Regions from separate parts of the Homo sapiens genome. Here region 2 is linked to region 1. Evidence: read pairs that join two places in POLR2A ChIA-PET (ENCODE). Cell type or tissue: endothelial cell of umbilical vein. All regions are shown on one strand. Links, peaks and the distances in the headings refer to the core of each region. The heading gives the core; the rest is flanking DNA.

Evidence for each region. Peaks named below come from ENCODE experiments on the same cell type or tissue, not always from the same donor. Only the 100,000 strongest peaks of a DNase experiment are listed, where the experiment ranks them.
Region 2: POLR2A ChIA-PET joins it to region 1 with 11 read pairs; 7 of 35 experiments call an interaction of 5 or more read pairs at or near these places.

Annotation. Positions count from the first base shown.
Region 1 is chr1:202,900,505-202,905,888 of GRCh38, forward strand. The region is part of intron 6 of KLHL12 (kelch like family member 12); the gene reads right to left. Among named protein-coding and RNA genes, the nearest start is that of RABIF, 14 kb to the left of the region's middle. In endothelial cell of umbilical vein, for the core only: no CTCF peak of the experiment used is centred there; no DNase peak of the experiment used is centred there.
Region 2 is chr1:202,950,115-202,955,498 of GRCh38, forward strand. ADIPOR1 (adiponectin receptor 1) reads right to left here. Exons shown (of 8, transcript NM_015999.6): 2 at 816-1,050. The coding sequence starts at 956. Among named protein-coding and RNA genes, the nearest start is that of ADIPOR1, 5.5 kb to the right of the region's middle. In endothelial cell of umbilical vein, for the core only: no CTCF peak of the experiment used is centred there; a DNase peak (open chromatin) is centred at 2,807; H3K27ac peaks cover 766 bases.

The sequences.
Region 1 (5,384 bases), core at 226-5,225:
TGTTCCTGCACTCCAGCCTGGGGAACAGAGTGAGAACTTGTCTCAAAAAATAAAATAAAGTAACATAAAATAAAGAAGGCTGGGCGTGGTGGCTCACGCCTGTAATCACAGCACTTTGGGAGGCCGAGGCGGGTGGATCACTTGAGGTCAGGAGTTCAAGGCCAGCCTGGCCAACATGGTGAAACCCCATCTCTACTAATAATACAAAAATTAGCCAGGTGTGGTGGTACACACCTGTAGTCCCAGCTACTTGGGAGGGTGAGGCACGAGAATCGCTTGAACCTGGGAGATGCAGGTTGCAGTGAGCAGAGATCGCACCACTGCACTCCAGCCTAGGTGACAGAGCAAGACTCTGTCTCAAAAAAATTAAACACAAATACAAACACAAAAATTAGCCAGGTGTGGTGGTGTGCATTTTGTAGTCCCAGCTACTCCGGAGGCTGAGGCAGGAGAATCACTTGAACCTGGGAGGCGGAGGTTGCAGTGAGCCGAGATCATGCCGCTACACTCCAGCCTGGGTGACAAAGCAAGACTGTCTCAAAAATAAAATAAAGAAAAAACCCCTCTCTTTCTTGATATGATTTCATTCAGGCACCTTTTGAAGGGTGGGAGAAAAGAAGTAGAAAGGAAATAGATTATATTAAAAACACAGATAACTGACAGTACTTCCTGTTGGCTGAAATTTTCCCAATAAACACTCTGGTAACTATATGTCTACAGTGGAACTTCGTAAGAGGTGTTGGTGTGATGTATAAAGGAGTTTGTTTTGTTCTGTTTAAAAGACAAGGCCTTCCTCTGTCACCTAGGCTGGAGTGCAGTGGCACAATCTCAGCTCACCACAGCATCGACCTCCCAGGCTCAAGCAATCCTCCTACCTCCCAGGCTCAAGCAATCCTCCTACCTCAGCCTCCTGAGCAGCTGGGAGCACAGTGTGTGCCACCAAACCCAGCTACCTTTTTTTTTTTTTTTTAATTTTTTAAAGAGAGGAGGTCTCACTATGTTGCTCAGGCTGGTCTCTAACTCCTGAACTCAAGCGATGCTTCTGCTTCGGCCTCCCAAAGTGCTGGGATTACAGACATGAGCCACTGTACCAGCCACTCAGGGGTTTTATGGCTCTAAATGGCTGGGATCCTTCGATCACTGATTCCCAAACTTCTTTGCTGTGAAGGACTCTCTTCATTATTTTTCCCGACAGATCCTGTGTTTTGACAGACTGTCTACCAAAGTGAGTTTAAGTAATTAACTTCCCCGCAACTGCCAACAGAGCTTTTGATAACTATGAGAGCAACAGTGTTTCACACTGAATGGATATAATTTTAGTTAAATCTGAAGTCTTTATTTAGCCTGTTCAGCTTTTTCTAGCACAAAAATGATTTTCTTTTAGAAAATTTAAAAATAACTCAAGGACTAGTATAATCACCATCCCCACTCACGTATTACCCCTCCCTGTTGAAAAGAATTGAAAAGTATTTTCCTTGTGATTATAAAACATATAATATACATTTTTACTGCTAAAAAACTTGGAAAATACAGACAGGTATTATGAAAAAAAAATTACCCATAGTTCCACAATACAAAGACACACCAAAATGTAACATAATTTCCTTCCAGCCTTGTTTCTGCACATTTATAAAACACAAATGGGGGCCGGGCACAGTGGCTAGCGCCTGTAATCCCAGCACTTTGGGAGGCTGAGATGAGTGGATCACGAGGTCAGGAGTTCGAGACCAGCCTGGCCAACATGGTGAAACCCCATCTCTAGTGAAAATACAAAAATCAGCCAGACATGGTAGCACATGCCTGTAATCTCAGCTACTCGGGAGGCTGAGGCAGGAGAATCGCTTGAACTTGGGAAGTGGAGACTGCAGTGAGCCGAGATCACACCATTGCCCTCCAGCCTGGGTAACAGAGCGAGACTCCGTCCAAAAAAAAAAACACCAAAAACAAACAAACAAAAAAACCTACAAATGTGACCATATTATATTGTATCCTGATGTTTTTCATTTTCCAAATATATGAATAACTCTTTTAGTACATGGTTATAATATTCTTAGGCATTTCAGGGTTTATAATTTTGGGTTATAAACAATCACATAAATAACCCTGTGATAAATATCCTGAATATGAAACTTTTCCTGGTTGTTTTCTTAAAGAAATGGGAAGAATGCTGAGTAATGAACCTGAATTAGAAAAAAATTTTTTGAGCCAGGCATGGTGGCTCACACCTGTAACCCTAGCACTTTGGGAGGCCAAAGCAGGCAGATCACATGAACCCAGGAGATCAAGACCAGCCTGAGCAGCATGGCAAAACCCTGTCTCTACTAAAAATACAAAAAATTAGCCAGGTCTGGTGGTGCACACCTGTAGTCCCAAGTCCCAGCTACCTGGGAGGCTGAGGTGGGAGGATCACTTGAGTCCAGGAAGTGGACGCTGCAGTGAGCCAAAATCATGCCATTGCACTATAGTGACACAGTGAGACCTTGTATCAAAACAAACAAACAAATGAAATAGATCACCATGGTGGCATACGCCTGTAGTCCCAGCTACTGAGGAGGCTGAGGTGGGAGGATTGCTTGAGCCCAGAAAGTGAAGTTTCAGTGAACCAAGATCATGCCACTGCACTCTAGCCTAGGAGCCAGAGTGAGACCTTGTCTCAAAAAAAAAAAAAAAAAAAAAAAAAATTACTTTGAGACATAAGGTGACTTTTTGAAGCTGTTACCAATTACACTCCCACCAACACTATAAAGGTGCCAACTCATTCTACTTTCTGAGGCACTGGATAGTTTTTAAATCTCTGACACTCTGGTAGGCAAAAAATTATGTTTAATTCTTTATAACTAATAAGACCCTATTATTAATTAGGTTGAACTCCCTCCCTTGTATCTAGTAGCCAGCTTTACTTGCCCTTCTGCGAACTGTACACTCAAATCTTTATTGTTTCTCTCATGCATTCTTGTTTTTTTTTTCTTTTTTGAGACAAGGTCTTGCTCTGCTGCCCAGGCTAGAGTGCACTGGTGCAATTATGGTTCACTGCAGCCTCAGCCTCGACCTCCTGGGCTCAAGCATCCTCCTAGCCTCCCACTTCAGCTTCCCTAGTAGCTGGGACCACTAATTTTTTTCTTTTCTTTTTTTTTTTGAAACGGCGTCTTGCTCTGTGGCCCAGGCTGGAGTGCAGTGGTGTGATCTTGGCTCACTGCAACCTCTGCCTCCTGGGCTAAAATGATTCTCCTGCCTCAACCTCCCCAATAGCTGGGATTACAGGCATGCGTCACCATGCCTGGCTAATTTTTATACTTTTAGTAGAGACAGGGTTTCATCCTGTTGGCCAGGCTGGTCTCGAATTCCTGGGCTCCATCGCCTGCCTCAGCCTCTCAAAGTGCTGGGATTACAGGTGTGAGCCACTGCTCTTGGCCCTGTCTCATGCATTCTTATGAGCTCTTTACACACAAATGGTTTTAACCCTTTAACCCTTTATCTATCTATCTATGTATCTATCTATCTATCTATCTATTTATCTATCTATCTATCTATGAGATGGAGTTTTGCTCTTGTTGCCCAGGCTGGAGTGCAATGGCACGATCTTGGTTCACCACAATCTCCACCTCCCAGGTTCAAGCAATTTCCCGAGTAGCTGGGATTACAGGCATGTGCCACCAAGCCCGGCTAATTTTGTATTTTTAGTAGAGACAGGATTTCTCCATGTTGGTCAGGCTGGTCTCAAACTCCCGATCTCAGGTGATCCACCTGCCTCAGCCTCCCAAAGCGCTGGGATTACAGGCGTAAGGCACCCTGCCAGGCCAACCCTTTAACCCTTTAAAGGGTTGTTCCAAACCTATGTTCCTAATTTATCATAATTTTGTATATGATTTTTTTATTTATTCAAATATGTTTTTATTCTTTGTCATTTCTTCCACTATTTTGTGCCTAGAAAGTCCTTCTTCCCCAGAAGAACTCCTAAGGTTTTAATGTTTTAACCCTAAGTTGGAGACCAATACTCAAACAATCTGACTCGTGTAAAAAAAAGCTAGTGAAAGAGTCAACCTGAAAGAAGCCTGTTTGTTCTCTGCCAATGATGGAGTACTTGTTAAGTGAGATTTTTATCTTTTTAATGAGAAAAGCTTGTCTAGGACATCTTACAAGAACAGTGTGAAAAAGCACATTTCTAAAACTGAAGAACCTGGCAGTGGCATGGTCATTATTTTTAGAAAGAGGGGAAGGGGAGTGTGTGTGTGCTGTGACACGTTGTTAGAGAAATAAGGCAGATGCAGGACTGCTAAAATAACAGGGTTCAGAGACTCACATTTCCATTTGCACTGATCTTTAGTTCAAAAAAGGAGACAGCCACAAATTAGAAAAGTAATTTCCATTATATCTTCTTTGAGACAGTAATGGGTAAGGTTAATAACTAAAAATCCCTTATTTGGCAGGCTATTTTAACTTGGCTGTCAATTTAATTTCCTTCTGCTGTATGCAGAAGAGTCATTATCCTGGTAGCTGGTTTAGCAGCCAATATGCATAGAGATGGGTAGAGGACATGATGGTAAGAACAATCTACCTGCTAAGGCACTGACAAAGCGATACTAAGAATCTAATTGGAAACTGCTTCAGCATTTCCCTTCTAGAACTTCTGAAAAATAACCTCAAGACTATGAAGATATATAGATTTATAGTTTAATCCCTTAAGGTCAGGGCAATAAGCAAGTTCTCTAACCAAGCAGGAGCCCCTTCTGCTGCCTGTTCAGAGATATGCAAGAAATGTACCTCCAAAGAATCTTCTGGGTTTACTGATTCACAAAAATTTTCATTAGCTTTTAGTTCAATTTAATAAGCAAATAATGAGTGCTATCATGCAAAAAGGAAACATTTTTCTGTGTTGGAAAGTACCTTAGTGACTGAACATTAACTCTGTTGATATAAAGAACTGGTAACCCAGAGAAGTTAAAGGACTTGTCCAAACAGCAAGTTACTAGAGTGAGTGTCGGAAATTGGAGTAAAAATCAAAGTAAGCAAAATGTCTTATCTCCTAGTGCCAGGTTCTTTCCACTACATCACTGGCTTTCATGGTATAGGTTGAGTAACCCTTATCTGAAATGCTTACGACAAGAAGCGCTACAGATTTCAGACACTTTTGGATTTTTGTAATATCTGCATTATTTCTTTGCACAACTATTTGCGCATCCCTAATTCAGAAACCCCAAATCCAAAATGCTTCAATGAGCATTTCCTTTGAGCATTATGTTGGCACTCAAAGTTTTAGATCTTGGAGCATTTTGAATTTCAAGATTTTCAGATTAGGGATACCCAACCCGATTTTTTTTTAGACAGAGTCTCACTCTGTCGCCCAGGCTGGAGTGCAGTGGCGTGATCTCAGCTTACTGCAGGCT
Region 2 (5,384 bases), core at 84-5,083, 49 kb after region 1:
ACCACACCCAGCTAATTTTTGTGTTTTTAGTAGAGAGGGGGCTTCACTATGTTGGCCAGGCTGGTCTCGAACTCCTGATCTCAGGTGATCCACCTGCCTCGGCCTCTCAAAGTGTTGGGATTACAGGTGTGAGCCACCGTGCCCGGCCCTGATAGTCCCTTTAAAAGGCAAAGAGTTGGCCGGGCACAGTGGCTCATACCTGTAATTCCAACACTTTGGGAGGCTGAGGCAGGAGGATCACTTGAGCCTAGGAGTTTAAGATCAGCCTAGGCAACATGGCGAGATCTTATCTCAATAAAAATAAAAGGGAAAGAGAGGGCCTTTCTTCTCGTTTCCCTTTCATGGGGGGTAGAATGTGGGTATGATGGGCACATATTAAGAGTGATGGGAGAGCAACACAGGTGCCTGACAGTGGTGGATCCTCCATATCAGCCCTGGATTGGTTACTTCTGAAATTCTTTTGCTTGAGAGACTTCTGTCCTGTCAAAACTGTAAGGATTTTTGTGTGTTATATGAAGTCAAACCTAATCCTAATTGACTGCTTCCTTCATTCATTCAGATATTTACTGATTATTTATTGGACTGCAGGCCTTGTGCTAAGCACTGGTGTTACAAAGATGAGTGCATTCCCAAAAGCTTACAATGGGGAAAGCAGACAACAAGATGTTTATAACAGTATCATAGGGACTTGGATAGAGACATTTCCAGGATGCAATGTTCCTCCTTTTGGACGGTGAGCTCTTAAAAAAGAGAAAATGACAGAGTTCTAAGGAGAGAAACTGAACAAGGGGATGACTCCTGGGAAGATGACTTACTTTGGGTGGGTTGGCGATTACCCGTTTGCCCTTCTCTTCTAGCAGGGGTCCCAGTTCAGCCAGTTCCACCGTGTCAGCTTCCCTGTTACTGGCAGGAGCCCCATTCCCCTGTGCCACCACAGATCCTTTGTGGGAAGACATCTGGCTGGTACCTCAATACCCTGCAGCTTCAGCTTGGGGAAAGGTTGGGGTCTCTCAGCCCCAGGGGGCAGAGATCTCCCTCTGATGGTAGACACTAAAAGAAAATACAAACATGAAGGATTGACAATTTATTCCTCTTACAGTTTCATTTCTATACTCTAATACTGAATAAGAAGCTAATCAACTCATATCCTGTCCCCAATTCTAAAGGCCAGTTAATTGCTTAAATGAAATCTATTCCTGTCCTCCCTCTTTAATGTCAACCTTTACCCAGAACCTCACTAATCTTATAGGTAAGGCTGAAAATGTAACACCTAGTTGCTTGCTTTCATATGATCTATGGTTACTGCACCAAACTGTCACCATAGAAAAACAGCTACCCACCCTCAACTCCCTCCCACAGGTATGGAACCATTTAGTGAGAAGAATCTCATCTATCACTCCCAAAGCTCACTCTGCCCAAGAAAGGCCTAGCTCTGAGACCGAGGAATAAAAATATAAAGCCAACATCTGGCTGCAATTACTACAAGATCATCCAGGCTTAGAAATGAATTAAATGCCAACTGAACTCAGTTAGACCTTATCTACAAATGCTCTGATAAATGTGTCATACATACAAAAGGAACTTGGTTGTGGGACAGATGCCTAGTGGTTAATTTCTCTGCGAAGTCTACTAATTCTATTACAGGATTATAGCCTGAGTTCAACCCTGGGATAACAAGCTTTCATCACAATCTGTCCTGCAAGCAAGCAAGAACTTACCTGGAAGCAGGAAGGTGAAGACAAGGAGGCAGCCCCAATTTACCCTTTGCCACACACATACCTAATAACCAGCTCCACAATAACTTGTTTCAACCACCACAACCCATAATCTAAGCCCTACTCAAATGAGTATTTCAGAAACTAGAGACAGGCACACACAAAATCAGAAAAACCCAGAATTCCATTTTCTAGGAAAAATCTCAGACACTTTAGGTTTTCCTGGGTTGGATTTTCACAGTAGTCTTTAAACAGGCCTCAGGGAAATGCAAATAAAAAAAGAGGGAAAGAGGGAGAAAGTTTCCAAAGATTTCCACTATGCTGTAAATTATTAGTTCTCTCCCCACCTCTACCCCCATACAAAGGACTTTATTAGTTATAGCAATAGCAGTAGCCAGAATATTAGCATTTTCTTGCATTGGTTACCCAAGCCCCACCCAAACCCAAATAACCACATTGCAATGCAGGGAGGGCCAGGTAACAACTGCACATGGAGTGGGTTGCATTCCGGGAGAGGAAACTTAAGCTTAGGGAGCCCCAATCTTTTATATTGGGCAGTAAACATAACTTTGCTCCTGAGGGAGACACTATATCATCCATGGCTATTCACTATATACAAATATCTTTGATATCTTGTGTCAGTTCTTTTTTATCTAAGAGTAATCACAATTCCTTCTCAGGGATTATAAATCTCTTTCTCTGACTCCCTAACTCTCTCTGTCTCTCCCCCTCCTTCCCTCCTGGAGCTGGGACACCCTTCTTTTCCTGCCCTTGGACATCAGAAACTCCAGGTTCTCCTGCCTTGGGATTCCGGGACGTGCACCAATAGCCCCTTGGGTTCTCAGGCCTTCAGCCTTAAACTGAACCAGTTATGGACTTTCCTCATTGTCTAGCTTGAGATGGCATAGTGTGGGACTTAGCCTCCATAATCTCATGAGCCAATTCCCCGAATAAATCCCATCTCTATCCATATGTATGTATCCTATTGGTGCTTTCTGGAGAACACTTACTAACACATCAGGTAAGGGCAATCCTCAAGCTTCTAAACAGTCATGAGTCATGCTATGCTCAACCCACAAGCACAGTTGAAAGCAACCGGCAATCTAGTCCAAGAGAGACAAAAACAATAACTTGCTATACAGCAGACCTTTATATGGTGTCAACACATAGACAGTTCCTCTTCCTTTAAATGTGCAAGACTCTGACGAGATGCCAGCACACAGTCATAGTGAACAATTGAGCTAAGGAGAACAGGAAGCTGGAAGCCTATGAAAACCTCGAGGATGGGCAACCCGTGTGAGAGGGACACAAGGAAATCTTTCTCAATAGGCTGACCTCAAAACATATTTCCTCAAAGTGAAGTACTACTGAATCAGCAGCTTTACTAAAAAATACTTTATATCGCAAGCAAAAAAAAAAAAACCAAAAAACAACTTTATATCACAAGCAAAAAACATAAATATTTTTGGGCATCTTAGATAAATCTGAAAAGAGGGGCACACTTAGCTTGTTACTTACTAAGTTACTGTTGGAAGTAACTTAGATCAGGCTACCAGGGCAGAAACAAAACAAAACAAAACAAAATTCTGGTTCTGAGATGCAATACATGGATCATAAAATAATAAATATACTTTATTTTAGTTAGAACCCATTTCAAAATGAATGAATGAATGGGGCAGATTCCAGCTTGCCAGCATATGACTTAGCTTCTAGCCACTTAGATAAGGGCTTATGTGCATTTTCTTGTGCTTGTGGTGGCTTCTCTTATCCCTTTCCCCAGAGTAAGTCAACACATTCATTGAATATTTAGCAAGTGTATTTAGGACTAGCACCCTAAGGCATTCTAAGACACTGTGCAAAATACAAGACACTGTGCAAAATACAAGTTGAACAAGTTATAGTATTGTTTTCAAAGAGCCAGATAACATAGGTAGTTTGTGATATGCACAAAAATAAGTGATACAATTTGATTGCTCCAGGAGGGCAGTGGAGGGAGAGAACCCCTCAACTAGAATGGTCACACACTAAATTTAGTAACTTTGAGTGCTATGTAACTATTTTACTAGAGGCAATGAGAATAATATAGAGAAAATTTAAGTTGGGCAATTAGGGTCCAAAGATCATGTGCAGAATCCAGATTGGCATTCTTACTAATTTCATCATTTGATCTGAAAAGTTTTTATGCCCTCAAGTCTTCTGGCTATCATCAAAGTCTTTTCCTTTTTCAGTCCAAATCATTTACTATTAGTTCTTCCGATTCCCTCTAGCTCCTCTATCACTAGCTCCTATACCACCTCTCTACATCTTCTAGACCCAGAGTCACCAAAACCTGAGACCCCAGTTAACTCACAAACCAGCCATCAGCTACAACTCATCATACAAAATATATCATCATGCATTAAAGTACATACAATGGAGGTCAATGGAGATCATGTCATCATAGTGAGCAAAGTCCATTGTCCAGTTTGGTCTTCTAAACTGTAGTAACACAGAGACAGGAAAGGGAGAGATAGGGATCGGACGTCTGGCAAGAAAGAAGAGCAAATAATACTAGGATCTGAAAATACCACTTCTATGGGGTGGATCACTCACAAACAATGGAGAATTACAAGTGTGTTTTAGTCTATGGTGTAAAATCAGAACAAACCCCTAAGGTGTTAGAACGATCCTAGGTGAGCCAACCTTCTGCCAGCTTTCTATGTCCTTACGTATTTTAGAGGAAATGCCTTTCCCCTCAAGCTTGCCACACCCAATACTGCAAATTATATTTGAGCCAAACTCGACTGAGTGCATTTTTGATGAGATTTCTTCAACTCAAGCTAATAAACCTTTACCACTAAGCTTTCCAACTGGGTAAACCTAGGATATTAGAGAGTAAAGCTGTGGAGCAGGGAGGTTGTTTGTACTCCTATAAATAAGATAATCCTGTGCCAAACATGGGGAAAAGATTGATTTTTAATCACCAGCCAGTTAGCTGGAGAGTTATTTCACTTATAGTTTTTGGAGACATTTATATTGTGAACCAATTCCCAAGTTTTCCAGGCTACGGCACACCTTTCCTGGAGGCAAAGACACAAAGTTTCTAAGAGTTTAGTTCCTGGGCCTTTAGAGAGTCTATGGGTAGCCTCTATCCATACCTAGCTTGATTCTTGTCCTAAAGCAAGACCAGTCTAGCAGTATAGATAAAGAATACAGCCATTTTTCCCCTATCTACTGTCTCTTAGGCAGGATAATTTCACAGCTTTGTTGGAGAAATATGAATCAAAGCAAAGGCACATGTTTGAAATCACCGAACTACAGTATATAGGGCCTCAGCTCTCCTACTCGATGCCAAGCGTCCCAGACTCTGAAGTGGAAAAACAGTCTGACTTCCTTTGTAGCTCTTCCCCAACAGAAGTCTTTTTTTTTTTTTAAAAGGGTCTTGCTCTGTCATTCAGGCTGGAGTGCAGTGGTGTGATCTCAGCTCACTGTAGCCTCAATGTGCCAGACTCAAGCGATCCTCCCACCTTAGCTTCCCAAGTCTTAGTAACCGGGACTACAGGCATGTGCCACCATGCCCAGCTAATTTTATTTTTTTGTAGAGACAAGGTCTCACTATGTTGCCCAGCCTTGGCATCCCAAAGTGCTGGGATTACAGGTATGAGCCACTGTGCCTGGCTGAAGAGGTGT